Linked DNA regions of Mus musculus: region 2 is linked to region 1. The links are chromatin loops, found by intact Hi-C in ENCODE. Cell type or tissue: left cerebral cortex. All regions are shown on one strand. Links, peaks and the distances in the headings refer to the core of each region. The heading gives the core; the rest is flanking DNA. Region 1 has its middle 56 kb from the start of Gm40256. Region 2 holds the start of Csmd2 (CUB and Sushi multiple domains 2).

The links. Hi-C counts contacts between places; a loop is a spot of excess contacts. Peaks named below come from ENCODE experiments on the same cell type or tissue, not always from the same donor. Only the 100,000 strongest peaks of a DNase experiment are listed, where the experiment ranks them.
Region 2: it touches region 1 in a loop (2.6-fold over the local background); 2 of 42 quality-filtered maps call a loop at or near these places.

Annotation. Positions count from the first base shown.
Region 1 is chr4:127,850,234-127,865,557 of GRCm38, reverse strand. No RefSeq gene overlaps it. Among named protein-coding and RNA genes, the nearest start is that of Gm40256, 56 kb to the left of the region's middle. In left cerebral cortex, for the core only: no CTCF peak of the experiment used is centred there; DNase peaks (open chromatin) are centred at 4,475, 5,744, 6,346, 10,351 and 2 more places; H3K27ac peaks cover 2,714 bases.
Region 2 is chr4:127,983,252-127,998,575 of GRCm38, reverse strand. Csmd2 (CUB and Sushi multiple domains 2) reads right to left here and starts at 10,532. Exons shown (of 71, transcript NM_001281955.1): 1 at 10,305-10,532. The coding sequence starts at 10,506. It also overlaps a transcript of CK137956 not described here. In left cerebral cortex, for the core only: CTCF peaks have their summits at 5,725 (motif pointing left) and 8,793; DNase peaks (open chromatin) are centred at 9,952, 10,665, 11,113, 11,765 and 5 more places; H3K4me3 peaks cover 3,676 bases; H3K27ac peaks cover 2,668 bases.

The sequences.
Region 1 (15,324 bases), core at 3,160-11,159:
TCAGCGCACTCACAATACTCCATACAATGGAAATGCTACACAGACAGCTGTGGCATGTTAATGAGAAACAAGAAAGTTCAACGTGTTGTTAACGAACCGGCCTGGCAGAGCCGTTACACCTTGGTTGCAGACCCCCAAGTTGACATGACTTAAATAACACAAGGACTATTCTTCCTCGTGTTACGTGCATTTACAGATGAAAAAAATTCTGGAATGTTTTTGAGAGCGGTTGATTGGATTCATGGATGTGGATCCCACTGATATGCTAAGGGGTGACTGTCATCAAATGGCTTAATCGTTCCGCATAAAGTTCTTACTGCAGTGCCTGCTTCAGGGCCCTGTGGACAAGGGAAGGCTCAGCACTATTGACAGTGTTGTTACTTATGTTCTTATTTAGGACTCTCAGTTCTTTCTGCTGCTGTGGGTGGCTTTCCAATAAATACCTTAATGATGAAGTTTTGCCTCTGTTGTTTCCTAAATGATTATTTTCCAAGAGTAGGATTACAGCTTTGAAATTTGGTTGAGGGGGATTCAAATACTGGGTGATAGGTAAAAGACATGGTTAGTAAGAGGAGCTTTAGCGCAAGAATGAAGATCTGATTTCAAATCCGCAGAAGTGATGTAAAAAGGTAGGCATGGCTATGTGCATGCACATAGCCGGAGCTCTAGCAGTTGGAGACAGGAGTATCGCTGGGGCTTGCCAATCACCCAGCTCCAGGTTCAGAGAGACGCTCTAAGATAGAAAATGACAGCGCAAGATGCCTGACATTCTTTAGCCTCCTTATGCACATACCTGGTCACACATGTGTATGTTGACATATACACAGACTCCTTACATGGATGAAGAACCAAAGTTGGAAGTTTCACCTATGCTGGCAAAGACTTCTTCTAAGTTACATTTTTTTTTGGTGTGCCATGCTCTCGAGGGCTCCTATTCCTTTTCTGTCCTCTGATGAGAATGTAGACAAGCTACTCTTTATGTCTGACTGAAGTGTGCAGATTTGGACTTACTGAATTCTGACTCACCTGGTGGTGTCATTCCCGAGAGCTGATGTGAAGTTGAAATAACTGTTGCAGCTGAAATAGAAATGATGAGAAATGGTGTTCACATTAGATAGCTTGTGATGCTGTGGTATAGCTTTAGACCTAGGGTCTAGCCTGAGACTAGACGGGGCTTGTGTAGTTTGCCTTAAAGATAGCTTTGTTTCTGACTTTGAGCTCCCTAAGAATGTGATCCCGGTGTCCACTCCTAGGTGAAGAGATACAATGATGTATTAGACTCCAGTAGGCACGGCATAAACTTGAGATTCCTCCTCTTAAGAGGAAGCAAAACTGCATCGTGGCTTTTGTTAAGTGCAGTTGAATTGGAAAGAGGTTGCGGATTTGTCTATTAAATATTTAGATCAGTGATTTGCTATCCTCCATGGATATCAAGAATTACCTAGGGTGGGCAGACTTGAAAGCAAAGAAGTCTGAGTCCCACCCCTAGAGACTATGATTTAATTGGTCTGGACTGTGAGCTGACCATTGGGAGTGCTGAAAGTTCCCCAGATGATTCTAATAGCAAAATGTGACCACTGTTGACTAGACTGGTGGTCCTCAAACCTGCAGGTACTGCCAAAATTCCCTGGAGGGCCTATTAAAACTGACTGTAGGGAGACCCTCCCCTAGTGCTGCTGATTCTGTGTTCAACAGATGTAGGGGAACCCTGGGAGTTGACAGTCTCAAATGTTTACTGCTGCTGTGGCTACATCTGCTTCTGCTGCTGCTGCTGCTGCTGCTGCTGCTGCTGCTGCTGCTGCTGCTGCTGCTGCACAGTACCCACAGTGAGAGCCACCAGGGGCTGGTGACCTTGAGCTCTGTGCACATGTGCTCTGGTGAATGGCTGCAGAAGAGAACAGTCAAGGTGGCCCTTTGAGAAGCAGCTGAACAGACAGGACTTTCTCTCACAGCCTTCCCAAGTCACCATGGTAGAGGCTAGTTAGTTTGTTTTGGTGTTTTTGAGACAGGATCTCACTTTGTAGCAGTGGCTGGCCTTGAACCAGTAATCCTCTCACCTCAGCATCCCACACACTGGGATTACAGGCATGTGCTACGGAGTCTGGCAAACTCTCCTGTTGTTGTTGGTTTTTTTTTTTCCTTCTTCTTCCTCTAGAAGCCCGCAGCTGCTGAAGCACTTGGTTGAGATCTGAAGTGCTGGTCCTTCATCTTGTGGCCTGGAAATATCAGTCTCTCTCCCTCCATTCCCTCCATTAGCGTGGTTATTTGCCGCAATTTTTCCTGTCCACATGAGCTACAAAGTGCTGATGCTATGGTTGCACTCACTATCTGAAGCCTCTAGGACAGAGATGAGGGATCCTTGGGTCTCTGACCCAGGTGACTAGAGCCTGGGTGGGTGACTATGCAGAGGCAGCCCTAGGGTACACCCAGAAGAGGAGCGACCGGGCATCACTCTGGGTCCAAACAACTGATGGGAAGCCAGGTGGCCTTCAGATGCCTGGGCAACCCCGAGGAGATGGGCTGTGTGGTAGTGGGGGACTGTATGGAAATATGTGTTTGTGTGTTATCTGAACGGCTGGCTCGAACAGCCTGTGGCAGATCAGGAAAGTAATTTCATCACTTTGGATTTACTGAGGGAAGATACTCCATTCTACACACCTGCTTGGTCAGGCAGAAGTTTCTCAGATTCATCAACAACAAACTCGATGATGATGATGATGATGATGACGATGACGATGATGATGATAACAGCTCACACAGAGCATTGACCCAGGCCAGCCTGATCGAGGCTCAGAATTCCACACTTCCCACATTATCGAGAGTCACCAAGGAGGGATTTCCTTATCCCCATTGAATAGTTGAGCAAGCTGAAATGTGAGGTTGGGTGACTTGCTCTGTGTGACCCGGTTCATAGATCCACGCTAGCTCTCAGCGCTTGGGAGTCTGCCTGGGAGGAGGATGCCTGGTGATGGTTCACGGTAAGGAGCACGGCTGTTCTCAAAGTCTATAGTTAGGTTCTGTGGGCTGAGAGCTCCTTCCTGACCCAGGCAAAATTAGTGTGCTCACTGAGTAGCATTCCCTCTGCGGCCCCTTACATGGTGATACCTGGTTTCCTTTAGGCAAGGGAGTGAGTCTCTTCTGTCTTCTGTCTCTACATCTATGCCTCCCTCACCCCTGTATTATTACAAAGGTAAAGCCCGTTCCCCCCCCTCCCCCCACTACACATCTTTTCTAAAGCAGCCCCTCCTCCCAGCCTCCGGGACACCCTAGACACTCCCTCTGAGGAGCCTGATGGCTGCCTGGTTGTATTTGCTTCCTCTAACTCTCCAGCCACTGCAATCACAAACATCTCCCTGCCTCTTCCTTCTTTCTCACCAATCACCATCCCTGTGCCCATGTGACATGGGAGAAAAATAAAGACCAGGAAGTTGGTTAAGCCAAACAAAGTCTAGTCCAGCCCTGGCAAGTGTCAGCTGGGAAACGGTTCACAAGGGTGAGCAGCATCAGACAAGACCTAGCTCTGAGCCTCGGGGAGGGGGGTGCACTTGTTCTAATCTGCTCCTGTTACTGGGAGGAACTAGTAACGGCCGGCCAGGGCTAAGCACACTATCTGGCACAGAGAACGAGACTCAGCTGAAGGTGATTAGAGCCAGAACTACTGTGCTGATGATCCCTTCCCCGGCCTCAGTTTCCCGGGAGATGGGGCTGCTTGTTGTCGGAGACCTTTCCAGCTCTGACATCCTCTGACTCATGGGTACCACTGATTCATCTCCTTTGCTGCCTCCTCCTCATTACGCCCCATGAAACAACATACCCTCCTTCCTTTTGTCCTCGGACCTTTGTCCCATCATCTCTGCCCTGGGGTGGGGGTGGGGGAGTGGTGTCAGATATTTCAAGCCAGTCAGCTCCCCTTTGTGCCACCATCCGATTGCCTCGGATTTCTGAGGCACCAGAAGAGTAGGTAGTGGATATGAATACCCATTACATTGGGGAGGGCTTTTTCTTCTCTCTCTGACTGATGACAGCTAAATTACTGCTAAATATAGGCCCTGCATTTGCATGAATCTGCAGCTTGCCACAGCCAAGCTGGGGGTTTTATTGACAGCTGAGGCACCGGAGGCAGGCAGGCACCTGCTCGTACACCTCTTCCCCAGGAAGCTCCGAGTGGAATCAGGCGAAGGGAGCCCCTCCCTCACCTCCTTTCCAAGCCATGCACTCCTCTCTCCAAGCCCCCACTTCTGTTGGTTCCGATGACAAGAGGCTTGGGTTGTGTGTTCGAGTCCCCCATCCGCTATGTAGCTGTGTGATCCTGAGGGACCTACTTCTCTGCTTGCTCATCGTCCTCCAGCCTCAGTTTCCTTGATGGTTCGATGGGGCCGTAGAACACAGAATCCTATCTTACCGAGACCAAAGTTCTGGCTTGCTCTGTTTCAAGGTTCTGACTTGTCATGCCAACATGTTGAAGGGTTTGCTGTTAGGTTATTGGTAGAATCACATGCCAATCAAACTCAAGGCATGCGAAATGAGGCAGCTTTCTTTGTTACCTAATCCCTCCTTTTCCAAGAAGCCTGATCTTGCATAGATGTAAGGATGAGATGTCCCCTTTATGGCTCCCACCAGAAAAGATAACACGTATAACTGTGTTTATTGAGTATTTACAACACTGCAGGCATCTATCTCTCTGTCTGACTCCACATGGGTTAAAACCCTCAAGGAGCCCATGGAATAGGTACTGCTTCTAAGGCCCAGACAGCTTAAACACTTGCCTAAGGCTATGAAGGGTAACTCTCAGAGCTGAGATGGGAACCCAGTTGGCTGGGCTCAGCTGTAGCTCGGATGAATGTGATGTTCATGCGTTCAGGCTTATACCATGGCAGGGTGAATGATGAGAACCTGACCTGCAGACCGGACCCACGAAGCACACAGGGCACACCAGCAACAGAAGCGAAGCTGGAATTCTGTAGGGAAGAAGGGTAGATGAGAAGGTAGGCTTTAATTGGAGTCTTGCTGTCTCGGCCTGTAGAAGTCACCATAGCACAGTGTGTTCCCATGACCTCATTCCTTTGTATGCAGAGAGAGGGGTGGAGGGGGGAAGAGAGGAGTGGCTCTACAAGGGTTCTAATCTCCTACACAAGGGCCCAACCCTTATGTCCTCATTAACCCCAATTAGCCCCCAGGGGCTTTATCTTTAAATATCTTTACTTTATGTATTAGGGCATCAATTTATGAACTGGGGTTGGGTTGAGTCCTCAATTCATAGACACTGCTAAGTGCCTCTTTTCAAAGCAAGTGTCCAGTAAATGAGCTTGCTTCTCTCTTCCTCCTCCTCTAACCAATGATTGAATTATTTATTGTTGACCTGAAATGGGAGGCTAAGCTCAAGACACCACAGTCTACTATGGGAGATAAGTCAGGAAAAAGTCAAGTCACGACTCACGGTAACATTTGTTCAAGGGCCAAGTGCCTGGGCTCATTCAGGATGTGCCAGATGGGACAGAAGGACCAACTTCTCCTGTCAATCACGGTGGCCAATCTGTTGAACTTCCAGGCCTTTCCTAGGCTGAGCTGCAGCACTGCAGATCACAGTTAACTTGGGGACAGGTTTTTGGACCTCCAGAGCTAGACCATTTAAGGAGAGAAAAATCTCAGCTGGCAGAACCAGTTTTGGAGAGAGATGATTTTCTGGGCTTGGGGAAAGCTGGACTAAATGTGGATGGGGATCTGGCTTAAAGACTGTGACATCACCAGTAGATATTTAGGGAGGGATTCTAGCAAGGGGAGATAGCGCTCATGGGACGGGAGCCAGCATGCATGGATCAGGTTGGGCTAGTCTGAATCCAGGGTGTCAGCTGGCAGAGTGGTGGGTGAGCTGGAATTCCAGTGAAGACTGTGCAACATTACCGAAGCAGGGGCACTGGTGTTAAAAATCAGAGGCTAGGAAGGACCCGTTGCCGTGTGGAAGGAGCCAGAGCAAGGGTGGAAATGTGTTCCAGCTTCCTGGGGCTCATGATGCCCCAGGCGAGAGTAGGAGCAAGCTAGCCAGCAAGAGAGTCAACAAGAGCTGAGTCTATGTCCTTGCCAAAAGCGTGGTTGTTGTGGTGACAGAAATGCCATGTGAAAGGCCATAAAACAAGATGTCCCTGTGGTGTGACTAGAGATGCCAATTTAGTGCAAATGACAAGGGGGCAGATTGACACAACAACCTGGCTCTCAGCGCCCTGTTTGAATTCTAGACCTACACGACTGTGATCTTGGACAGTGACAAGAACCCTCGGTTTGCCATTTCCTCTTCCCCTGGTTATAGAGACCATCGAGGGTTACAAACCTTTAGATGCAAAGTATCCATGGTGGTCACACAGAGGGAGGGCATCACACAGCTGCTACCTCCAGATGGAAGCATTCCCTTGTGGGAGGAGGGGGAGGCTCCTGAAATTCCCATGAAAGTTATGGGACTCCTGAGGTCCCTTCTCAAGCAATAAACAGTTTCTGGGCAAGAAGAGACTTTTCCTCAAGTCGTGTAGGTGACCCTAAGAATTCCGTTTTCACAAGCTGTAACATATGCTGGGATGGGCTTCACACTAACGCAGCTATCCCAGAGTCCTCTCTGCTCCTGTAAGTATCCCCCAATAAACTGGTTGGTTCACTAACCTGGACTTAGATGTAGTTGGTTTTTGGGGTGGTGTTGGGTCCTTTTCTGACTGAGTGATTCTTTCTATGAATCTCCCCACTCCACAGAGGGAGACCCCAGGCTCTGCGGGTTTGCATCTCTAGAACAAGAGCTGGAGAAATGGCTTCTGTCCTGTGGGAGCCTCCTTCCAGAAGCAGCAACTCCCAGCTCTGGGATGACCATGACCTGGAGAACACCCTCTGAATGGAGGGCGACTTGATGGCCAGCTTCGGGGCAGGTCCTCTAATTCCAACTTCTCTTAGTCTCTAAAGCCTCTTCATGGAGCCCATTTCCTACCCAGATTTAACCAAAGGAGGAGTGTTGGAGCCTCTGATCCTACCCCAGCCTCCTCAGACCATTCAACTGATACCCAGGCTTGGCTTCTAGAGTCATTTCTGAGTGTTCATGAAAGTGTCCAAATTTTAGCTTAGGAGGTGCTTTTAACCCACTAGAGCCCAGGAGAAGAAATCCAGTCCTGGCAACACCAGTGGGCTTTCAATATGCTGATGACTCTTTGCAGAGAAAATCTGGAGGGCCTTGAGTTTGATGGAGTCACTTCCTAACTCTCTGAGTACTTCCTCTGTGTCACATTATCATACCCTCCTGCTCCTCCAACTAATCCCCCAAGGGCTGTCTGCTTTCTACCCGTGTCCTCAAGTCCCTCAACCCTAAGCAAGACCACCTGCCACTAATTCTCTCCCATTGGCCATTTTTCATCTCACATGATTTTTTTTTTCTCTGCACATCCTGCCTCCTGTACCCTGAGCTTGTGGAGCTAGCCTACCCACTCCCCCTTAGAACTTGTATTCACTAATCATGGCTGGCTTCCCTTGACTCTAGCGCTGCCCGCTCTAGCAGCATCCCTGCAGGTTCCATCTCCTGTGTGGCTGCATGACAGTGTCATCTCCTCAGCAGGGCCAGTTACAAGCCAACCTCTGCTCAGCCGTGTGGGTATGGGGGCTGGGCAGTTGGATGCAGGCAATGCAAAGGTCAGACTTGGTTGTGAAACACTGCCTTGTGTCAGCACATGTTCAAAGCTTTCCTCAAGTGGTCAATGACCCACCAAAATGTCACAGCCCAGCAATCAAGAGTCTTCTGTTGGAGACTGGAGAGATGGCTCAGTGGTTAGAAGCACTTGTTTCTCTTTCAGAGGAATGGGGTTCAGTTCTCAGCATTCATGTTGGGCAACTCACAACCACCTGTAACTGTAGTTCCAGGAGGATCTGATGTTCTCATCTGGCCTCCGAGTGTACCTACATGCACAAGGGCTCACACTTGCACAAGTAAATCTTTAGTAGTCTGTTGTTGTTACAGAGTGAAGGATTGAACTCTGGGCTTTACACACACTAGACAAATGATCCACAACTGACAGCTGGCTGAGCTGCCTCTTCATCCCTGAGAGTCCCTCTCAATATCCAGCTGTATCTACACCTTTGAGGTCAAAGGCAGGATGGTGTCCTTCATCACTGTGTCAGTTGAACTGCTCCTATCCCAGTGCCTGACACAGGTTGGTTCTCACTCAGTGTGAAGCCAGGTGTGGTGGTGGATATGCTAGGCTAAGGCAGGAGGATGACAAATATGAGGCTGGCCTGGACTACATAGAAATCGTGTCTCAAAAGCAATGGCTAAAACAGAGTGAAGCAAAATATCGTTGGTTGAATACACCGTCTGCCAACGGTAGCACAAACTCTCTGATGGGGAAGACATGTTCAGTGGTGAAAGATACCTCGTTCACAAGACAAGTCCTATGCTGGTTTCCTGTGCAGAGTAAATTCAGGGCCTTTCCATCTTTCCCCTCTGGTTTGGGTTTGGATCTGGGAGGTTGCACAGAATTCACTCTACCTTTGGGACTTTGTTCTAGTTTCATTTCTGTTGCTATGATGAAAACATCCTGACCAAAGCAACATAGGGAGGAAACAGTTTATTTGGATTGCAATTCCTGGTTATAATCCATTATTAATGGGAAGTTCAAGACAGGCCTGATGGATCATCCACACAGCATGACCTCAGACCAAGGGACTCTCTGGATAGTGTCAGGAACCATGGAGGATGCCGCTTGCTGGCAGGCAGCAGGTCCCTGCTCAGCTAGCTTTTTATAGTTCAGGAGTTCCTGCCTAGGGTATGGTGCTGCCCACAGTGGGCTGGGCTCTCTTACATCAATTGACAATCAAGACAATGCCCTGTAGATATGACCACAGGTCAACCTGATCTAAGCAATTTCTCAATGGAGACTCTTTTTCCAGATAATTCTAGGCTGTTTGAAAGTGGCGATTAAAGCTAACCAGGACAGACCCTTTGAGGCACCACATCAGTACTATAGACTTCACCCCTTCAAAACTGCCAATGTCAGCAGTGTTTGTTGTAGCCAGCCAGGACCCTCAAAAAGATAAGTTACTGAGGGAGAGGTGTCATCTCCATCTTCAGACGCATCAACCTGTTACAGGTCTCTCTTTCTATAATGACCGGTAATTCTCATGAGAGAACAAAGGAAATAAAAACGGGAGAGTTTTAGTCCTTAGAGAAACTGACCACCTTAATGTGTGCCCCAATAAACTGATGCCCAGAGAGAGCTGCTGCATGCCCTCATGCCCTAGAGTCAGCTTCCAGCTCCCCTCATCCCCCAGACAAGTGCATTTCTTGCTGTCCTCTCCAGCCTCCTCCTCATCTCTCAGCATGACAGGCAGGAACAACTGGAGTCCTGTGCCCCTGATGAGTTCCCCTTCTTTTACATATCCCAGCAGCTTGGGCTACTTTCTGCTTGGCTGAGGCATAGGATCTCCTAAAGATTAACCTTTAACCCCCCACACATGTGCTCTGTTCTGGCAAGATGTCAAACCTCCCAGCTTCTCACACAGTTAAGGCCATATTTACCATGTGGCCTCTGGCGCCAAACCAGGGTTCAAGTCTTACATCTGCCACTGCCTTGCTGTGTGCTGATGAGCAATTACTTGTCTGTGTCATGTCTCTATTTCATCTGTAGATGAGTCAGTTGTGTTTGACATTAAGGTGAAGCAGTTAGCTCAGTGGTAGGTAACTGTGACTCCATCCCAAGTTCTCTGTCATTATTCAAACCACCTTATCTGAGCCAACAGCTGTCCCTATGGGGACATGGATGCAGGTTACCATCTGCACAAGGAATGGTCCCTGGCATTAGTAAAAAGGGCAACTGTCATGGTGCCCAATGATGCTTCCAGCAAACCCATCCAAAGAATCTGTTGCTGCTGGGTTGGAGTCATCTGCTAGGATTGATCCTCTGGGCTCACACCTCAGCTCTTCTGCTTCCTTAATGCCACTCTCCTTCTCCTACATTTGACTCAGTTTCTTTATTAGCGAACAGCAGCTGCGACAGCCACCAAGCCCTGTGTGAGAATTCCATAACGGATGTGAAGCATGGTGCCTGCCGTTCACTATGTCATTGTTAGTGGCGATGTTAGCTGATATTTATTGAGTACTAAGTGTGTGCCAGGCACTGATTTAAGTGCTTTCAGATATATTAATTCATTTAATCTTCAGAGCCACCCTATAAAATAGACACAAGTTTCCCTCTTTTACTGTTGCAAACGCTAAAAAAGCCTGGAGAAGTTCAAGGAGACTTGCTGGTGACTCAGAGTGGCAGCTGGGGGCTGCCACACACCATCTCAGGGGTGTTGCATGCTGTGGGCTGTAGTAGTGGCTGCAGAAGTTCTCAGTGTGTTGGAGTTTGTGATGTATCTCAACAAGGCACGAGACCATCTGGAGCCATCTTTCCCCAAACAGACAAGGCCAGCATTTGGGATACAGATTCAGCATGTGTAGGAGGGAAGAGGGAAAGAAAATGACCCTTAGTAGACATGGGGCTGCTAAATGTACCATGCTGTAGCCATTGACCACACTCCCAGGCTGGCGGCCAGGGGCACAGATGTTGGCACCATCTCCTAGGAGTGTCTGGCAGAAGGAATCTGCTATTGAAAATTGCAATGACCTAAACTGTTGTTAGGAGGAAAGGAATGGGCAGTGCAGGGGCCACAGTGAAGTCTTGGGTGCTATGGTACAGCCTGGACTCTATGGTCTAGCCTCTAACCCATAGAGTAAACACAAAGCTCCCTGAGCTTGCCAGAATTATCTAGGCTTGTCTTGATCTCCAATCCATCCGCAGTCACAAACAATCACACATCTCCCAGCTTCTCCTGAAATGAAGTCCATCCATCTCTCTAGCCCTGAGCTTTCTGGGAGCTTCGCCAACTGAGTTCTCTATGCTGACTGCTGAACTCGCTCTGAGAAGCCCAGAAACCAACCAGACCACTGTGTACTTGTCCTAGTCAGACCCTTGACAAGGAGGCAGGCCCTGCTTCTGTTATTACCCCAATTCCTACCAAGTTGTTAAGGATCCAGCGCATGGTAGGTGTCAAGATAACCACAGTGCCTGCCACACAGTGGTTGTCAAGGTTCCATCATGCTAAGCACACAGCATAAGTCAAGATGGCCTCATGTGCAACATACAGAAGGAACTTAATACATGCATTGCATATTTGTAGGGTAGAACTCTTATAGAAGATACTCAACAGGTCAGGAAGTAGAAAGTAACAATTTGTAAATCAGTAACAGGTAAGTTCATGGCAAAGTGATGTCAGCAGCAACAGCAGCAAGTGGGCCAAAAATAAGATCATCCTCAAGGGAGGTACTCAACCCTCTAGCCCTGGTGTTTGATACCCACTGTTCACAGGCCCAGCAGAGATCCACAATAAGCACAGAGCCCAGGACTCAAGTCTTCCCTGACTAGTCAAACAGCTCTCTGTACTTGAGTCAGACAGCTCTTGCTCTGCTAGGGAGAAGTGCTGAAGACTCTGGGGGCCAGCTTAGGACTCCAGAGAGCATGCAGGGAATTCTTGAGAGCAGAGTCATAAGCCAGCAAGCCAACCCTCTTTACCTACATCCTCAGGAGGTATGACCCAACCAGAGGGGAAGCTAGGTCTCTGAAGCCAATGCCAGGGTGAAGTCCATCTTAGGATTGCATTTCTGGCCACCTGATTGTATGATTTCATGCAGTTGTAGCTGCCTAGACAGAAGAGAGCACCACTACCACTGTCTTTGCTGGGTTTACCAAGCTCGTTTTTGTATGACAACTCCAAGCAAGAGCCTAGTTCTATGACTGGGACTACTAGGTTCTACCCAGGAAGGACCTTATATTACAGAAGTGGGTCTTCCCTTCTTTGGAGTTTGGCTAGAGATCGTCTGCATGTGATGGAGAAGGATCCTCATGGCTGTAAAGGAATCTTTTGTTTAGATAGCTTTCTCTCTGGAAATAGTCTACACATACATACTCTTGTTTTGCATCAGTGATGGAATGCTGATTACCTTATGCTTTAAAAAAAAAACAACATATCGTGGATGCATCTATTCCAGCTGTCATCTTTTTTTCATGGCTTCCTAATTTTCCACTGCATGGTAGTCTGTAATTTATCTAACTAGTTCCCCATTGATTGACATTTAAATTATTTCTTGTCTTTTACTATTACCACCAATCATGTCATCTTGCATGTCTTTGACACATGCCAAGGGCATATCTGAAAGCGACGTTCCCAAGAAGATAGATTGCTATGTTAAAACGTGTATGCTGGTTTAATACTGCATTGGGGGGAGAAGGGGTGTGATCATTTATGGAAGGTCTGGTAGAAACATATGAAGAATGTGGTGGGTGTCTGAGGTGTCTGAGAATGGAAGGGTGCTCAAGCACTGCCCTAAGGATCCACTCCTACGATCTGGAGGAAGGCAGAGGGGACTTAGACCCACTGACACTTTCATTGTGGTAGAGGAGCAGGTGCCATGCTCTGGGTTGACCCGACCTGGAAGAGGTTCTCCAGAGTTGGGTGCATGAATCTCAGGTAGTGTCTAGGGACAGGTAGGCTTGGAATCTTTAAGGTCTGGCCAGGGAGAGTATACCACTGAGGCATTATGAGAAGACACCACCACCAACAACCACATTACATCCCTGGACCACTGTCTTGGGACTCCATGATGGAGAGACTTTGGGTCTATGGTGACTCCTTCCTTTGGACTGAAGTAACAGGGTTCAGAGAACTCACATCATAGGAGTCATTTGTTTCCACAGCCACTCTGCAGTTTCCATAGTGACAGACTCCTATCAGTGCAAAGCACCTTAACAGAGCTCACCTATCTCATTTCTGTAACAGCCAGTGCCGCCTCCTGCAATGCAAACCTTGTGACCCATGTCCAGCCCACACTTTGCTATGGGCTACTTTCTTGATTCTCTTTCTGGAGGAAGCCAGGCCACGCAATGGGTCCTGGAGTTTCACCGACTTCTTAATCTTTCCTCTTAATGAGAGTTGGACAAATAGCTCTGGGCACAACCATCCATCCCCATTCACCATATTGCCATGGGAGTGTGAGGAACAGGGGCTATGCTTTCAGCTGACATGATTTGGAAAGGATTCTCCAGAACTGGCTATATGAATCTCAGGAGGTGGCAAAGGATGGGTAGACTTGGGATCTTTAAGGACTATCCAGGAAGAATGCACCATTAAGGCATAAATTGCACCCTTTAACAATCTGGCCCTTTCTATCCATTCTGAGAGATGTTGCCAAGTTCCTCACCTCAAAACCAGCTTGTGTAGGCTTAGATTTTTAACAACCTGTTTCAGTAAGTGTACTTAAGCACTTTACCCTCCCTTCTAGCCCATCTCCCATCAGAGATAGTGGAGAGGAAAAGTTAATAGGGCAAAAAGGGATGTGTTCCCGTGTAGAAATAGTTCTTTGAGGCGATTTCAGTGTTGTCAGGATAACAGCAGTTCAGTTCAGATGAATCAGCAGCTCAATCCATTCGTAAACAGCACTCACGAATCAGCAATGGCAGTTCAATCCAGAAGAAACCATGAGGCTCTGCCAATTGGCCCTCAGTCCATAGAAGTGTCAAGAAGCTGCTGGAACACCACCAGAATTTCTTAGTCTCTCTCTCTCTCTCTCTCTCTCTCTCTCTCTCTCTCTCTCTCTCTCTGAAGTCAGGACAAATGATGATCATTGAAGAAGGTAAGGCGAACCAATGCCACAGTGTCATCAGCGAAAACCAGCATCAGCAAAACCCAATGAGGACCAGCAAAGAGGCAAGGCAAACCAATGTTTGGGTTATATTTATACCCTTTCCAAATATCACATGTTCTCTCAAGTGTCCGAATTAACACAACTTCACATACTCTTTTTTCCAGGCAGCTTCCCAGAAAAACACCACGTGTCTGTTCTCAGCAAAACATCCTCTCATAAGATAGTTTCCAGAAAAACATCACATGACACAACTGAGTCTCCAAAGGAACCAGAAGGAACTTCAAGCCTGAGTCGATCTAGAAGTGCTGATATCCCTACCCTGTGCAACCCTTGGGTCATATCAAATATCTGAATTCTCAGAGGGAGAGCACAGGAGCTTGTCATAGGATGGACAGAACATTTGGAAGCTTTTGAGCAGCAGATATTCTTTAGTAGGGTGTGTTTGGACCAGCAGTCCATCTGAAAAAGCTAAGCTGCTTTTTGTCTCCTTCCTTTCCTTTGATTATAAAAATGGCTTAAATATTAAAAATTAGTAATAGCCATCTGCACATCTTTCTTCGATTTATGATTTTTTTGTCCTGCCCATGTTTTTTTTTTTCTATTGGTTCATTCGTCATTTTCTTATTGATTTGCAAAATGCTTTTGACGTATTAAGCAAAACTAGCCTCAGCTGCATGGGCTGCAGATGTTTTTGTCCAGATTGGTTGCCTTTTACATTTATTTACAGAAATCTTAAACGTTCAGAAGTTTTCTTTCTTTCTTTCTTTCTTTCTTTCTCTCTCTCTCTCTCTCTCTCTCTCTCTCTCTCTCTCTCTTTCTTTCTTTCTTTCTTTCCTCGACTGAATCAAGTCATTACTGTTCCAGCCTGGTATCTTTGTCATGCTTAGAAAAGCTGTCTTCACACCACAGTCATTAAAAAAAATTCTCCCATGTTTTATTTCCAGTACTTATACGGCTTTATTTTTTATGATGCAATCCTTGCTCCATCTGGAATTTGCTTTGCTGTGTTCCTGCTGATTTGACAAACACCATGACCAAAAGCTACTTGAGGAGGGAAGGGTGCATCTCAGCTTACAACTGTAGTCCATAGTCAGGTCAAGTCAGGAACCCAAGGCAGGAGTTGAATCAGAGGCCACGGAGGAACTCTGCCTACTGCCTTCCTCAGTCTGCTTTCTCATACACCCCAGAACCCCATGCCAAGCAGCGACACTGCCCACAATGGGTGGGGCCCTCCCCATCAATCATTAATTAACTAAACAACCTACAGACTCATCTATAGGCTATCTGATGGAGGCATTCTATCAGTTGAGGCTTCTTTTTCAGATAACTCTAGCTTGTGCTGTGTTGATGACCAGGCTAGAGTGAGAAGTGAAGGCAAAAGGCAACTTAGCTTTTTCAGAAGTAGAGCTGCTGGTCTCAGTACACCCCACTGAAGCATCTCTGCTGCCAGAATAGTTTCAGATGCTCTTCATCCTACACTAAGCTCCTGTGTTCTCTCTTTTCATCAGGATTCTGTTTTTCTTCCCTTTCCCCCTCTAAGCCTGGATCTGCCCCTGTAGCCCAGGTTAGCCTCCAGCTTGTGGCAAGTTTCCCAGTGCTACCCTCCATGTGCTGAGATTGCA
Region 2 (15,324 bases), core at 3,833-11,832, 130 kb before region 1:
TAACATATATATAATATCAAATTTGCCATCTTAACCATCTTTGAGGGCTGTGATAATGATTGCTTCAGTACATCTGACGTGCCATTTAAAGCCACAAAGTCCTAATAAGCAAGTAAAGAGAGGAGAAACCTAGAGGGCTTCTTGTAGCATGTGGCACAGAGGGCCAGGGCCCTCATGGCCTACCCAAGCCTGGTCTCTATCTCTCCTCCAGTGGCCCGACTCCCCATCAGCCCTTCAACACAGTTGTGGAATGGCAGGCGGCAGCTCTGAGCTGCAGGGGTGGCCTGAGCCCAGCACTCAACCCTGGCTCCTCCTGGCACCTGAGTAGAGCTCTGATTCTCCGGAGATCCAGCAACAGCCTCCAGCTCGCTCCCTGCAGCCTCCAGCACAGATGCTGGTTTATACTACTGTAGAGGGCAGGCTGGCCCCAGCACCAGCTGCCTCTCCCTGGCTCCTGGCCTCCTCATTGTATTCTATGAGCTGGCCCGGCTACTGGCCTCTGCCCACTGTGTGAGATCCATCCCATTCAGACAACCAGCCACCCCTCCTTTCATATCCTCCTGACCCTGCTCTGGCCTGGGGTCAATAACAGAGAGTGGTCATAGGCCTATTGACCCACTACATACATGCATACTACATATGTACAAACATACATAGTACATATATACTGCATACAGATTGCATACATATTATACAACACATGTACATGCATACTACACAACACATGCAGCATACATACTACATACATACTACATATATACTATATGCATATGTCATGGGTCTATTAATGTACTTGATACAGTTTAGACTCACCATGGAAACAAACCACTGGGCACACCTGTGAGAGAGTTTCTAGACTGAGTCAACTGAAGTGAGAAGACCTACCCTAAACATGGCAGCATCATTCCAAGGTCTGGGGTCCTGGACCAAATAAAGAGGAGAAAGGCAACTGAGTGCCAGAATCTATCTCTCTCTGCACCCTGATGTAAATGTGACCGGCCACCTCATACTCCTGCCTCTGTGACTTTCCCATGGCAGTGGACTGTACCTTTCGAACTATGAGACAAAACACATCTTTCCCCCCTTAACTTGCTTTTTTAGGATATTTAATCGCATTATAGAGAAAATGAACTAGCATGGGGCACAGTTCAGCATCACTAAGAGCGTTTGTGTCAGGCTACCCTCACCAGCATGTGCTCTTCCTTATCCATCTGCACACACTTACGTTGCTACCACCTTTCACTGAAAAATGATGCTGAGAGCCTGTGTAGGATCACTGAAGCCCATCTAAGGGTCCAGGAGAGTATGTGCCCTCAGTAAATGCCTGCAAATGGTCTCTGTTTTCTCATAGTCTCTACGTAAAGCATCGTACATTAATTTCTACTTTTACTGGGGTCATCACATAACAAGGCCTTGAGCCAGAGGGAATCTATTCTATTGTAGAATCCATGAGTGCAGGATGGGTAAGAAGGATCTGGGACGCAGGAAGACAGTGGGCCAGGTAGGATTAGGATTGTACCCTGTCCCCAAGCTCACCAACGCACTCATATTCCTCAGCCAGCTCCTGTCTTCCCTACACATTGCTGAGGATGGTACAGCTCACTTGGTGCAATGGTCATTCAGCATGAAAACAGCCCTATGCTTGGCTTCCAGATGGACGTGGCAATATATGCCTATAGCCCCAGAATCTGGGAGTTCAATGCATGGAGATCAAAAGATAAGTAGCAAGTTCAAGGATAGGCTGGGACACAAGAAATGCTTCCTCAAAAAATTAAAAACAGTGATATGTGGGACTGAGTCGGAGTGAAACAGCTCTCTCCGAAACAAGAGGCAGCAGACAAGACAGACCAAAGAAAGAAGTTAATTGCAACCTTTAAAATGACAAAGGGCAATGCCTTCAAATATACAGAGTGCGAATCAACCCCTAAATATTTGAGTAACAATTTAATATGGGGAGCTGGAGAAATGGCTCAGCATTTAAGAACATTGACTGCTCTTCCAGAGGTCACAAGTTTGATTCAACAACCCACATAGTGGTTGATGACTGTCTGGCAGCATCCAGCACTCCCTTCTGGCCTCCACAGGTACTAGGCACACCACATGTGCACAGACATACATATAGGCAAAAACCCCATTCACATGAAGTAAAAATAAATAAATCCTGAGAGATAGAGACAAACAGAGAGACAGACAGACAGACAGACAGACAGACAGAATCCAGTTTAGCAATTTGCCTATGTCTTATGGTATAAGCCCATAATTCCAACTACTTGGGAGGCTGAGACAGGAGGAGCACAAGTTTAAGAACTGTCTGGGCAACTTAGACCCTGTCTCAAAGTCAAATATGAGGGGGTTTTGTGTTTGTAAATGCAGCTCAGTGGGAGAGTGCTTGCCTAGAACACTGGCGTTCAGTCCCCAACTCTGCAGAAAGTAGTACAATTTTAAAATAGGCAAGGTGTCTGCACGAGCTAGTCACAGAAAGAAAGACCTAAGGACTGCCAAGCACACGGTAGACTTTCAAATCGACTAATCATCAGACGACAATGAGACAGCTATTTAAACAGTGGGTGTCATTTTAAACTCGCACCACTGGCAGAAGCAGAAAAGTGGGTAATACTAAGTTTTGATGAAGACTTAGGAAAACGGAAACTCTAGGTACTGAGAGTAGAACCAGCTCCTGGCATATCAACTGCTACAAACCATTATGGGGAATACACAAAATTAGTCTGCTAGTGGGGACCCCAGACTCCCACTCCTAATGACAGTTATCATCAAGCAAGGTCCCAGGAAAACCTTAGGAGATATGGAAGATGTAATGGGGTTATCCAGCACTTTAAGCATGGTCAGAGGTCAAAAAGCCAAAGGTGGAGCAACAGGTGCAAAAATATAACATGGAAATAACTTCTAACAGAAAACTGCTTTAGAAACCCAAGTCCCAGGCTAAACACACAGATGGAAGAAGCCCAGCAGGATCTTCAAAACGCAATGTAGGAAACCGGAAACCGAAGGCCAGGTGAAATGTGTCAGTCAATGACGTTTAGAAACGCCCCTCCATATTTTATAAAGATAATTCATATTTCAAGACCTGTATCAAATATATCAGGCTGTGTAGAGACTGCAGCTCAGAACTTGTGCCCTGAATGGATGTGTCTGTGAAAGTTTTACCTCTCTCAGGTTCGCAGAATACCACTGCCAGGGGCCAGGGGTGTGGAGGCTGCACACAGGAGGTCTGGTGAGCTTGGGGGGGGGGGTGGAATCCTTTCTCCTTTACCATTTATAAGGGGAAGCAGCTATTGCTGGCTTTGGCAAGGAAAGGTGGAGGAATGGGATACTGAGATGGTCTCTCCTTGCCTACTGCCCTGAGCATCCCAAACCACAGGCAGGCAGACTGTTGAACTCACACTCATGAGCCTTACCACTGGACAGAACTAACACTAGTGAACTCTCGGACCTAGTGTAACAACGCTGGCTTCCTTCTGTTTTGTGGGATCAAGGACTTCTAAGTTCATCCTGGCACAGGCAGGGTGTCCCTGACTGTTCTCCCATTTTACAGGTAAGGAAACTGAGACTCAGTTGAAAAGAGGAAATGGTTCTCATTATCTCAAGGCCACCCAGGTTATAAGCCCGATGGAAGCTGGACAACTAGCTTGCTGACTTCTGGGCCAAACAGAAGCCTTTTCCTTTCTCCTGGCCTCTCTGCTGTGAGCCAGCCTTCTAGGATTGTGCACGTGACAAGGACCAGAAAGGCAGAACCACACAGGTCCCAGGAAGCCAGGCTGTTGTTATTGTGGAGGTAGCTGTTTTATGCTTAGGGCAGTTTAATGGGGAAAATAAACCAATGCATTTGCACCGTCTCATTTGATACAATGTATCTGACCACACCCATTCATCTCCAATTCTGCCAATCTCTGAACTTTGACTCCCCCCCCACACACACACACACATACACTCCTCATGTGGTGCTTCATGACTGTCAGTGGGAGTCAGGCTGGGGTGGGGGTAGGGTGAGGAGACAGACAGCAATGGAAAGACAAACCTCCAGAGGCCGGTGTCAACTGGATCACACTCGCTCATCTCAGAAAGAGCCATCAGTCACTTGGAACACCATGCCTGCGTGTCCTCTGATGAGACCCTCCACCAAGGGCCTCAATTTCAGCGTCTCTCTGCTTTCTCCTTTCAAAGTTACGACCGTCACACTTGCTTACTTTCAATCAATAAATAGATGTAGCTACTTAATAATGGAACTTACTCTGTTTGTCTCTTTGAAAAACCTAGAAGATGGACAGGTTTCCCATTTTTGAAGTTCCTGGGTTATAATTGCACTTCAGTGGGTCTGAAGGAGACGCTGGCTGGGGGAAAAGGCTATTCGTGCAGCAATGGAAGCCCTGAACCACTCAGAGAGCCCCAAACAAAGTTCCAAGAGTTACTTGGCACTCTCAATCATGTAGCTATGTTATTTTAAGTAACACACACGCACACGCACACGCACATGCACACACACACTCCTCATGGTGATTTCTAGAAGAGAGTTGACGGCCTCTTAAAGATCAGGTTCAGTTTCAAATTTGCTAAGGATACAGCAACAGCGAAGTGGAAAGTGCAATGGAGTTTTCAGTGGGAAAACTCTCCCCAAAAAGGAGAGCCAGGAGTCACGAGCTCCTGCTCTACCCAGGCATCGGATGACGATGGCTCAAGACCTGACACAATGGCTTTCTGAGCATTGGACTTGATGTGAGTAGCCTTGATGCACCCGGCTTGTACCAGAAGCACTTCTCTGATTACGGCTCCTGGGGGTGGCCACCCAGGACTCTCCCTGAAGAATGAGCCATTGAAGTTGGATTGGGAAACCCCATACTATTTTAGGGCCTACGCCATGTGGGAGAAAGTATAAATGAGGGCTTTGTCGCCCCCAGAAACTTCAAAGTTCAGGCAAGAAACTGAAGCTCATAGGGTCTTGGGGAAGAAGGTGAAAAAGGTTTTACTCTCACACTATGTGGGCAAGCCTAAGCCCCAGCAGCCGAGTTCTACCTAGATAGCTGTTGGCCGGCCTTAAGAACAAAGTGACTTTGCACTCATCCCAGACATCTGCACTGAAGATGGAGGAAGTATGGCTTTTATGATGACTAGAAGCTCAGGGTCCACGGCAGGAGGATTCCAAGTGGCTGATACCGCGTGTGTCCCCGGAGATGAATGACATCTGTAGGAATGTATAAGGGATCCTGAGTCAGGTAGACCTGGGTCCAAATCCTGCCTGGGACACTGCTGTAGAAACTGACTTAATCCATTAGAGCTGGAGACTTTACCAGTGAGCTCTCGGTGAACCTTAGCTAAAGCTGTCACTCCCCTGGCTGCCCAGACAAGTTTCTGAAAACCCTAGCTCGAAGGATGCATGCTAAAAGCACGCAGCCTCCCCGCCTGCCTCCTTTGTCCTCCGTGTTGCTGCTCAGATCCGTCTTCCCCTTTTAAGCTGTATCTTCCCAAGGCAAGTGTAGCCCTGGTCAGCTTTCTTTCTCTTTTGGAATCTTATCCCTATCATGGGAATGACTGTTTCTTTGGAGTTTGGGGATCCCTGTGCCTCAGAGAGCTCTGAAGATCAGCCAGATCTCTAACAGGAGCATGTATTCTGCTGAGCAATTGGATTCCCTGAAGCCTGCTCTCATGACCATGACGGTGACGATGAAGTGGGTAAGCCAGGCACAGGAGCCGCTGCTGTCAAAGCCACCTGCTGGCTTCCTCTGAACCAACAGAACCCATCAGTGTCTAAGACCCTGCACACTAAGCTTTCCAGTTCTTTAATTCTAGCTTCCCCTTGAACAGTCATACAGTCACCAACCCTAGCTACAGAACTGCCTACTAAGCTATAGTCAGCCTATTTATTAACACACACACACACACACACACACACACACACACACACACAGTCAGACACATCAACTGTAAATGAGACTTCAAGCCCAAACACACCTTGATGACTGAGCAGTTAACCGCCTTTCCTTGGGCATTCCCCTGTGGGGAGCTGGGGACAGGGGGTGGGGTTTGAGGACTTGTGGCTATGCTTCTAGAACCTAGAACACTAGCTCACCAACCTGTGACATTTAGTTGTAAGGAAACACACCTGGGAAGTCAGGGTCTGTCACTGTGTTACCTCTACATACAGCTGGCTTCCCTCATCCCTGAAACTCGGTCTTGCATCAACAATCCCTGGAAAACAGTCCACGGAAGAGAATTTCGAAAACCATCTGCTGGTGGAAGAGCTGTCCGTCAAACAGCAGCTCTATGCTGAGCAGGCCTGGCAGAGCTGGGTGCTGGGGCTACTAAGAGAATTAAAGCACTGTTCCTTGGTGCTCAGTTTTGTAGTTGAGACCAACACTTTTACATTAACTGGGTACCATGACAGAACAGTGGGTCCTTCTGATGCAAGAGACAGACTAAAAGTTAGCCCTTAAGTGACAAGCAATGCAAAAGACGTTGGCTAAAATTTAGTTTTTAAACCATAAAGGTGAGGAGATGGGAGAAAAAAAATCAGAACTCCTTAATATAGAGTTTAATATCTGTCCTAGTTGAAAGCACTTCTAAAGAACGAGGGGAGTTACAGAGACAAAGTTTGAAGCTGAGACGAAAGGATGGACCATCTAGAGACTGCCATATCCGGAGATCCATCCCATAATCAGCCTCAAAACGCTGACACCATTGCATACACTAGCAAGATTTTGGTGAAAGGACCCTGATATAGCTGTCTCTTGTGAGACTATGCCGGGGCCTAGCAAACACAGAAGTGGATGTTCACAGTCAGCTATTGGATGTATCACAGGGCGCCCAATGGAGGAGCTAGAGAAAGTACCCAAGGAGCTAAAGGGATCTGCAACCCTATAGGTGGAACAACAATATGAACTAACCAGTACCCCGGAGCTCGTGTCTCTAGCTGCATATGTATCAGAAGATGGCCTAGTCGGCCATCAGTGGAAAGAGAGGCCCATTGGTCGTGCAAACTTTATATGCCTCAGTACAGGGGAACACCAGGGCCAAGAAGTAGGAGTGGGTGAGTAGGGGAGTGGGGGGGGGGAGTTATGGGGGACTTTTGGGATAGCACTGGAAATGTAAATGAAGAAAATACCTAATTTTTAAAAAGCGAGAAGACATCCCAGCCTTCTCTCTCTCTCTCTCTCTCTCTCTCTCTCTCTCTCTCTCTCTCTCTCTCTCTCTCTCTCTCTTTCTCTTCCTAGGCTCTCATTCCAAAGAAAAGCAGCAGTTCTGGAGAAGAAAGGAGGGTGTCTAATTTCAGGTCTCAGTGGCCAACAACATGGAAGGAAAGGAGGGCCCACCTAAGGCTGGGTACCTGGGCATCTCTGGAGGAAAGACATGAGTGCTCCGGCCTTGAGAAGGTGCCTTGAGGGCAGGTGCCTGCGCAGGCTGCGTAGACTGAGCTTATCTACACACTAGGAAGGCAGCAGACACCACATTTGGCAGGACAGACCTGTCTGGAAGCATGTGAACAGTATTAGAGGACTAAGCAGGCTGAGCTCACCAGGAGAGTGAGGACCGGCTGATTGATTGTTCCTGGGCACCATACTTCAAGGAGGAAGCTGAGTGTTCGTATTAGAGAGGGAGAGGTGGTGAAACCCGGAATCCTAACGGACTGCAATGGAGTGGTTCAAAGGGCCGGGACCATAGGCACAGGCAGGGGAAGTACAGGGGGGTCAGCAGTGAGGTGATCGGGTGATAGGTACGTTTCAATGCCAAGCTACAGGGAATGGCTAGGAGCAGGGAAAATGGATGAAATACCCGCCTTTGAAGAGAGTTTGGGCAGACAGTGGTTGAATGGGCTCAGGAAGGCCAAGCAAGACATCTTCTTGGTGTGTTTTATGTGAAAGATACAGGTGTTTGCAGGCCGAGGGGAAGCAGGTTTCAAGGAGAGAGGATGACTGAGGGAAAGTGGGGGTGGGGGGGCAGGTAATTGAAGAGAGGTCTCTAGGGAGGCTGGGGTCCTACAGCGGTGGAGGAAGGAGTGTGATGGGAGGCAGGCCAGGAAGGATGGAGAGGAAGGAAACAGGCATGGACAAGGAAAACACACACACACACACACACACACACACACACACTCACACACACACACGTACATACACACAAATCCTCACAGTCCATCTCTCCAGCCCAGGGAAGTACTAAATGCCCCAAAGCACATTTCATGGTCAACAGTATGCAGAGATCACAAAAAGAATGCCTCTCCCATACCTCTCACACCACTTCCTGCCCACCTCCCTTCACTAACTCCATTTCCAAATGTCTGCTGCCTACAAGGCCGGATAGTTGGTGGAAATGCACAGGAAAGCTTCCAAAAGAAGTGAGCGCTCTGGGAGCCAGGTCTGGGCCCACCAGAGAGCAACTGCCCCTCCTTTAGACACACATACACTCCAACTTAGGTACCTACCCAAGAGACAACGACAAATGGATCTCAAAAAGGCAGCCTTCCAGCACTGCAGAATACTGTGCAGGCCCGGGTGAGTTGGCCTTTTTCTCTCCCCAGGGGCATGGCATACTCAAAGGGGCAGGGGCAAACCTAGCAAGGAAAACAAATCTAGCAATCCCAAACAAGTTCCAATTGGCCAAGGCAAAGGGGGCCTTTGCCTGGACAAACATCCAATGGGCCCCACAGCAAGTAACAACGGACCCCACAGCTCATGTGATAAGTCTTGGTGACCAGAAGCATTTGGTGTGAGCGGCCTCCCGGTGGGTGTGGGTGTGCGGAGAGGCCTAAGCTGAGAGAGGCACGCGCACCGCGGGCGCCCCTCTCTGGGTGTCAGTGGCTATGACTTCTTAGGATTACCTGAGAAAGTCCGGTCAAGTAGGGATAAACAGACAAGACTGTCTTGGGGAGCCCTCCCTGACAGGAAACCCCAACACTGAATGGTTATATGGTGAATGACAACGTCTGATGGGACATTTCACAAGATGCTGAAAGCCAGAGAGGGCATGAGAGTTTTTACCACACACTGGCCAACCACGGGAGGGGGCACACTTTCCAAGAAGCGCCAGGGCTTGGGGATGGCCCAGGACAAGGCTTGAGAGGCTCAACCTGTGGTTTTAAAACACCAAGCAAACAAGCAACAACAACAAAACCACTACTGTGGGGCGGGGTGTCCCGGCTCCAGGCCCAGGCATCAGGTGCTTCGGGTGTTCTTCCCCAGCGGGTGTCAGCATCCAGTAAAGTGAAAACGCAGCTCCAGGCATCCCCGTTTGGACCGGTCCCCCCACGGGCACACGGAACTTTCTAGGTTGTGGCTAAGCATCTGAAGGTGCCGTGGGTAAAGTAGAAGACCAGTTGAAACCAACAACCTTTAGAGCAACTGGGCTCACTAAAGGGTCCACATGCCTCTCTCCCAGGAACTGTAAGCTGCAACCACACATCCATCCTAAAGTCCCGCGACTCTCCACACCCTTCAGGTCTGTCCGGGCTGGCTTAAGGAGATCGAGTCTGCCACCCGAGCCACGGATGCCGCAGCCCAGGCGTTTGGCTGCAGCAGGGCGCGGGAAAGGGCACTTTGGCGCGGAGTAGGAGCCAGTAGAGGGGATGTGTCGGCACGGACCCTGGCAGTGACATTCCCCCTCCTCCCTCCCCACCCGGCACGACCTCCTCCTCCACCTCCAGTGGTTCAACCCCCCTTCAGATCTTCACATGAGCCCTTCAAGAAAGATTGCACGGACCCCCGACCTGGGCGCGCGCCCACCTGCATCCCGCCCCCAGCCCAAGCACCGAGGGGGCGGGCGGAGGGCGTCTGAGGAGGTGGGTGGTGACCGCAGTCTCAGGGCTGTTTGGGCGGGGGCAAAGGCTTTGGTCGGAGAAAATGGGCGGGGGCAGGGAAAGACAGACCCTCCAGACGCGGAGGGGGCGCGCCGAGACTCTCCAACCCCCAGGACGGGTGTGCCAGGCGGAATGGGGAGAGATGGGGGAGTATGGCTCTGGGAAAGTTTATCCCGGAAAAGCTTGGCATCTTGGGGGGCTGGGAGACAGGAGAAACTGAAGCCACAGTCCAGGTGGCCCGCAACCCATGGAGGGGGATGTCTGTCTCCCAGGCCCCCCATACCGGCCGGATCCGGCTAAGTTGTAGCTGGGGTTGGGGACATCCATGAGGGTAGAGGTGAGGATGTGGTCGAAGATGGAGTAGGTGATCTGGGCAGACAGAGAGGAGGATGAGCAGCAGGGTGGGTAATCGGAAGAAGGAAGCCAAGCCGAGGTGGGGGAAGGGACTGGGACCGCGTCGAGGTTGGGTGGGCTCGGGTGGGGCGGGCGGCGCGGTCAGACTCACCCGCGGCAGCCGAGGCACTGAGCAGCCCCCAGCCCAGCAGCAGCAGCAGCGGTGGCGGCGGTGGTGGCGGCGGTGGTGGTGGCGGCGGGCGGCCCCAGCGACTCCCGGTACCCGGCACAAGCGCCCAAATCCCGATTTCGCCGCGAGCCCTCACTGCCGGGCAGCCGCAACATCCTTGCTCCGGTCCCCGCGAGCGCGGCATAGCGCGGCCAGCAGCCCGAGGGAGAGGCTTCGCCCGCCGCCGAGGAGAAAGGAGGTCAGGAGAGCTCTGTAGCTTTTTTTTTTTTTTTTTTTTTTTTTTTTCTTCCTGCTCCGGGAGGGGGGGAAAAAAATCCCGGTACGCGGGAGCCCTGAGCTTCTGCGGCTGGAATGAACCAAGTGTCCGCCCGGCCGGGGAGAGGCGCGCTGCGCTCTCGGAAATGACTCGCTCCAATCCCGCTTCGCGGGGTTCGCGCCGGGGGGCGGGGGGGGGGTGAATTATCCCCGGATTAATCACTCCGGAGCCGCTTCTCCGCCGCTCCAAATGCTGGGGGTGGAGGCGCAGTTAAGGAAAAAAAAAAAACTGGATGGGGGGGTGTTCTTCAGCGCCACCTGCACCCCCTAATAAACCACAAATTACATCTAAAGGGTTGTTTATTCCTATTTGTTCTACAATTGACCAGTTTCTTTTAAGTTCAGTCCTCCGGTTTTCATGTAAAAGATCACCATCAGTACATCCCCTCCCGTGTACACACACACACACACACACACACACACACACACACGCACTCACGCACAGAAACACACACTCTTGCATACTCAGGCACACACACACACGCCTCCTCCACGTTTGGAAATGGGAATACTGTCTGGGGAGAGGTAACCAAAGAAGATTGCAGTTCCCCGGAGTCGTGGGTCTTGCGAGAAAATCTTGGGTACTGGCTTTGAACTTGTAGTCTTGGGTCTGGGGAGGACACTCTGGAGCTCAGCTAGCTGTAGCCCACCCCAGGAGATGGGTTCGTGGACACAGAAGAAGACAGGGTTAAGAATTGAAGGGTGAGTGAAACAGGAGGGGTGGGGGTGGTGAATGGTCCCTTCATTCAGTCCAGGGCAGTCCTACCCCTAGTCTAAGACAAAACCGCAGGGATGTATACTGAGATTGGGGGCGGGAGCGGGTATGGGATTGATGGAAGTGTTGTGTACGAGTCCCTTGAACAATTTACCCTCTAATTTAAGTGACTGGACTCTGCTTGTCCCCCATACCCACCCAACCAGGGCCCCAAACCAGATGAGTTTCTCCCAAGGAAGTGAACCCTTATCTTCTACAGGCTGGTAGCGGCTGCCTTCAGACCCACAAGGGCGCAGCGTAGTTCCCCCCCACACACACACACACACACACCAACCCCCCTCCGCCTCAGCAGCGGTCTCAGGCTGGTCTACCCTAGGCTGCTCTGCCAGTCACGAGGGCCCCTTCGTTGCCTACGCCAAACTCTTGCCTAGGGCGAAGAGACGCCTAGGGAGATGAGGGAGGCCGGAGAGGACCGCGAGCAACATGGCAGGGGGAGAAGGCTCCGCCTGGCGAGCGCAGCGTAAAAGCACCTGCCGATGTACATCCCACCCCACCCCCCTCTGCCAGAGTCACCCAGAGAGGCAGATCTTGCGTTTAGGCAGTCTGGCAATCAAGTGATTTGGCCAAGCTGGCGTTCTGTCATCCTGGAGGCTCAGGAGCCCGGGAACCCTGATGGCGGGCGGCGAGGCCGGGACATTTCCTGGGAAGGGTTAAGAGAGGGACTTCAGGGTTGGCAACTTGGGTTAGGGGGTTTCTGCAACCCAAGTTGACCAGCTGTCGGCGGCGAGCCTGTGAATTTCTCAGGAAAGGCGTACAATAGGGCTTCGGGGTTCTGTCTGGGATTGGAGTGGAGGGGGATATGGAGGAGGAGTGGACGCTACTTCTTATTCCCACCAAAAACTTGCTCCACAGAGCCACACTTTCTCAGAGCGCTTGGTACGAGTCTTTCTCTTTCTGCCCCAACCCCAACCCTGGCGGTTCCGGTTTCCCTGCATGAGCTCATCCCACAGCTGGGGAAGGCGCCTGGTGGCCCCCGGAGTGGGTATGGAGAATCCTGTGAATCGCGGGTCCCATTCCCCACCCCCATCACACTGGCCCATCCCGACTCAGTCTCTCTGAGTGCCAAGAACCAACTGAAGCGGCCAGAAAACCTCAGTGAAAGGCCTGCTTTATATGCCTAGGGTAGCGAGGAGGGGGCTGTTCGTTTCTCATTGTCCAGGCCCAGGCCCCCAAAGAGCTCAGCTAGCTGAGGTTGGCTGTGTCTTCCCACCAGCCCTGCAGAGTGGGGGAGGATATGGTGCTGTGGCCTTCAGGGGTGGGGAGTGGGGGTTGCTGGCTGGCTGTGTCATGCCAAGGGTACACGCTAGACCCTTCTCCCCCCTCCTAAGCAGGGTTCTCTTCCAGGGAAAGGCACGACCTGCAATGGTGGCGAGACCTCTGCAGCCTACAGCTGGGCTTTTCCATAATTCTGAGGCTCAAAGCCAAGGAATTTTCTCCTACCAAAGAAACCAGCTCTGACTGGAACCGACAGCTGAGGCTCGCCCTTTATGACTGTCTCCCCACCCTTCCTAGGGGCTGTGGAAGGCAGAGCACACTTTCAATCCCTGAAAACGACCCACTTCTCCCACCTCTGTGGCTTACTCTGATCTATTTGGGTCTGCACACGTTTACATAGCGCCTCCTGTGTTCCGCGGCCCTGCACTGGGCTGTATTGTGAGCCCCGTGGAGATGCTCAGAGTGTGGTCCCGATTTGGGAGGAAACAGAGGTGGAAACCCACAGGTAACTGATACAGCCAGACAGTTATAATCACCACGGATGGAGAGGCATGCCACATAGAGCCATATCAGCACACTAAGTGGGCTTTGAACTTGGTATATCAGAAGACTAATTCAAAGAGGACCTGGGCTGGACCTTGATGCACGATAAGGACTTGAAGAGAATGAAGATTCATTTACTCAACAAATATTCATTGAGCGCTACTATGTGTCCGGGTGCCGTGTTAGATAAGAAATACCCAGGATAGTGGATGGCACTTGACTTGATGGAGCTATTTAAGTAAGCAAACATGCCTAAGGTTCCCGATGAAGGAAACAAGAGCGAATATGGAGCGAGTTTCACAGGGTGTGTCTGGGAAGTCCTCTTTGACGTGACCCTGAAAATGGTCCTAAAATTCATCAAGTTGCAGAGGGGTTTCTTTAGAGAGGGATCATGCAAGGCCTTCCTTGTGGAAGGCTCCAAGTGACAAAGGGTGTCTTAGTTACAGTTTCCATTGCCGTGACCAAGGCCACTCTTATAGAGGACATTTCATTGGGGCTGGCATACAGGTTCAGAGGTTCAGTCTACTACCAGCATGGTGGGGAGCATGGCAGCGTCCAGGCAGACATGATGCAGGAGGAGCTGAGAGTTCTGCGTCTTAACACGACTGCAGCCTGGAGTCTGCATTCCACACATCTAGGAAAAGGGTCTCAAAGCCCACTTCCACAGTGACTCACTTCCTTCAACAAGGCCACACCCCCTCCAACAAGGCCACACACCCCCAACAAGGCCACATACCCTCCAACAAGGCCACACCTCCTCTAACAAGGCCACACCCCTCCAACAAGGCCACACCTCCTCCAGCAAGGCCACACCCCCTCTAACAAGGCCACACCTCCTCCAACAAGGCCTCTCCCTGGGCCAAGCATATTCAGACCACTACAGAGGGTAAGGCTGGACTGAGATTAACAGAGATGAAGGACCCCACCCCCTCAGCCAGGAGGCAGATCCTACAGATCTCCAGGACTGGACTGGTGAGGGTTTGGACTTTAGTCTTATGTAGTAGGAAAGAGGTATATCTGCTTGCTAGGGCTGAGATAGCTACCCATTGCGTGGTTTGTGCAACGATTTCCTCTCAAGATCTCGGGGGTTTGGGTCCTGGCTTGGTTCCTCCTGAGGTCTCCATGGCTTGTTGATACAAATGACTTCTCCTCCCATCTTCCCTTGTTCACCCCTCTCTGCACACAGGAATCCAGACTTCCTCCTTTTCAGAAGGACCCATCATTTTGGATCAGTATCACACCCTAACAGTCTCATTTTGACCTAATCACCTCTTTAAAAACTCTAACTCCAAACCAAGTCACATACTAAAAATGGGGGCTGGGAGGGGGATCAAGTTTTGTCTTTTGTGAAGTGGGAGCACAGCTCAGTCCCTATCAAGTTGGGAGGACGTTTCGGGTGGAGGAGCAGCAGATAGATGGATGGCAATCAGAATACGTATGTAAGGAGGTGTCTGTTGGGGATGAGGGTGGAGCTCAGTAGTAGAGTGCTGGCTGGCAGGCATGGAGCTAGGTAAAGGAGTAAAAGAGAGGGTTTTGTTTGTTGTTTTTGGGTTGTTTGGTTGGCTTTGGTTTCTGGATTTGTTTGTTTGTTTGTTGATAGTATGTGAACATCACAGGGGTCTGTAGCAGGGCCTACTGTGGAAGGTGGATAAGTACTGATTTCAGAGGTATACTTCTATCTCTAGCCCATTGGAACCAAGTGACACAACTGTTCGGGTACTCTGGCCTCTCTATGAGAAATGAAGAGGAAGGAGAGGAACACGGGACAAGCTTGGTCACTCAGAGGCTACCACATTTGTCTGAGCTCCACGTTGGTGAAGTCGAGGCTGGAGGGGTGGGGGCAATGGTGAGACCTTCAGAGAGGCTGAACCAGAGGTCTTCCAGGCCCCCTCCCTCAAGCCTGGCATAGTGTGGCTGTCAGCCCAGAGTCAGCTCTTTGCCCACCCCTTCCATTCCCCAGATAAGCAATAGGCAGCCCCAGGTCAAGGTCTCTTCATAATATCACATTTCAGGGAGAGAGAGAGAGAGAAGGAAAAAAAAAGTCCAATGCAGTGTAGTGACTTGCCAAGATAAGCTTAATATCTAGATAAGATCAGAGTTTGTTTTAGAAAGAAAACAAAGCCTGATGCTTTGGAGAGCTCAGCTTGATTCAAG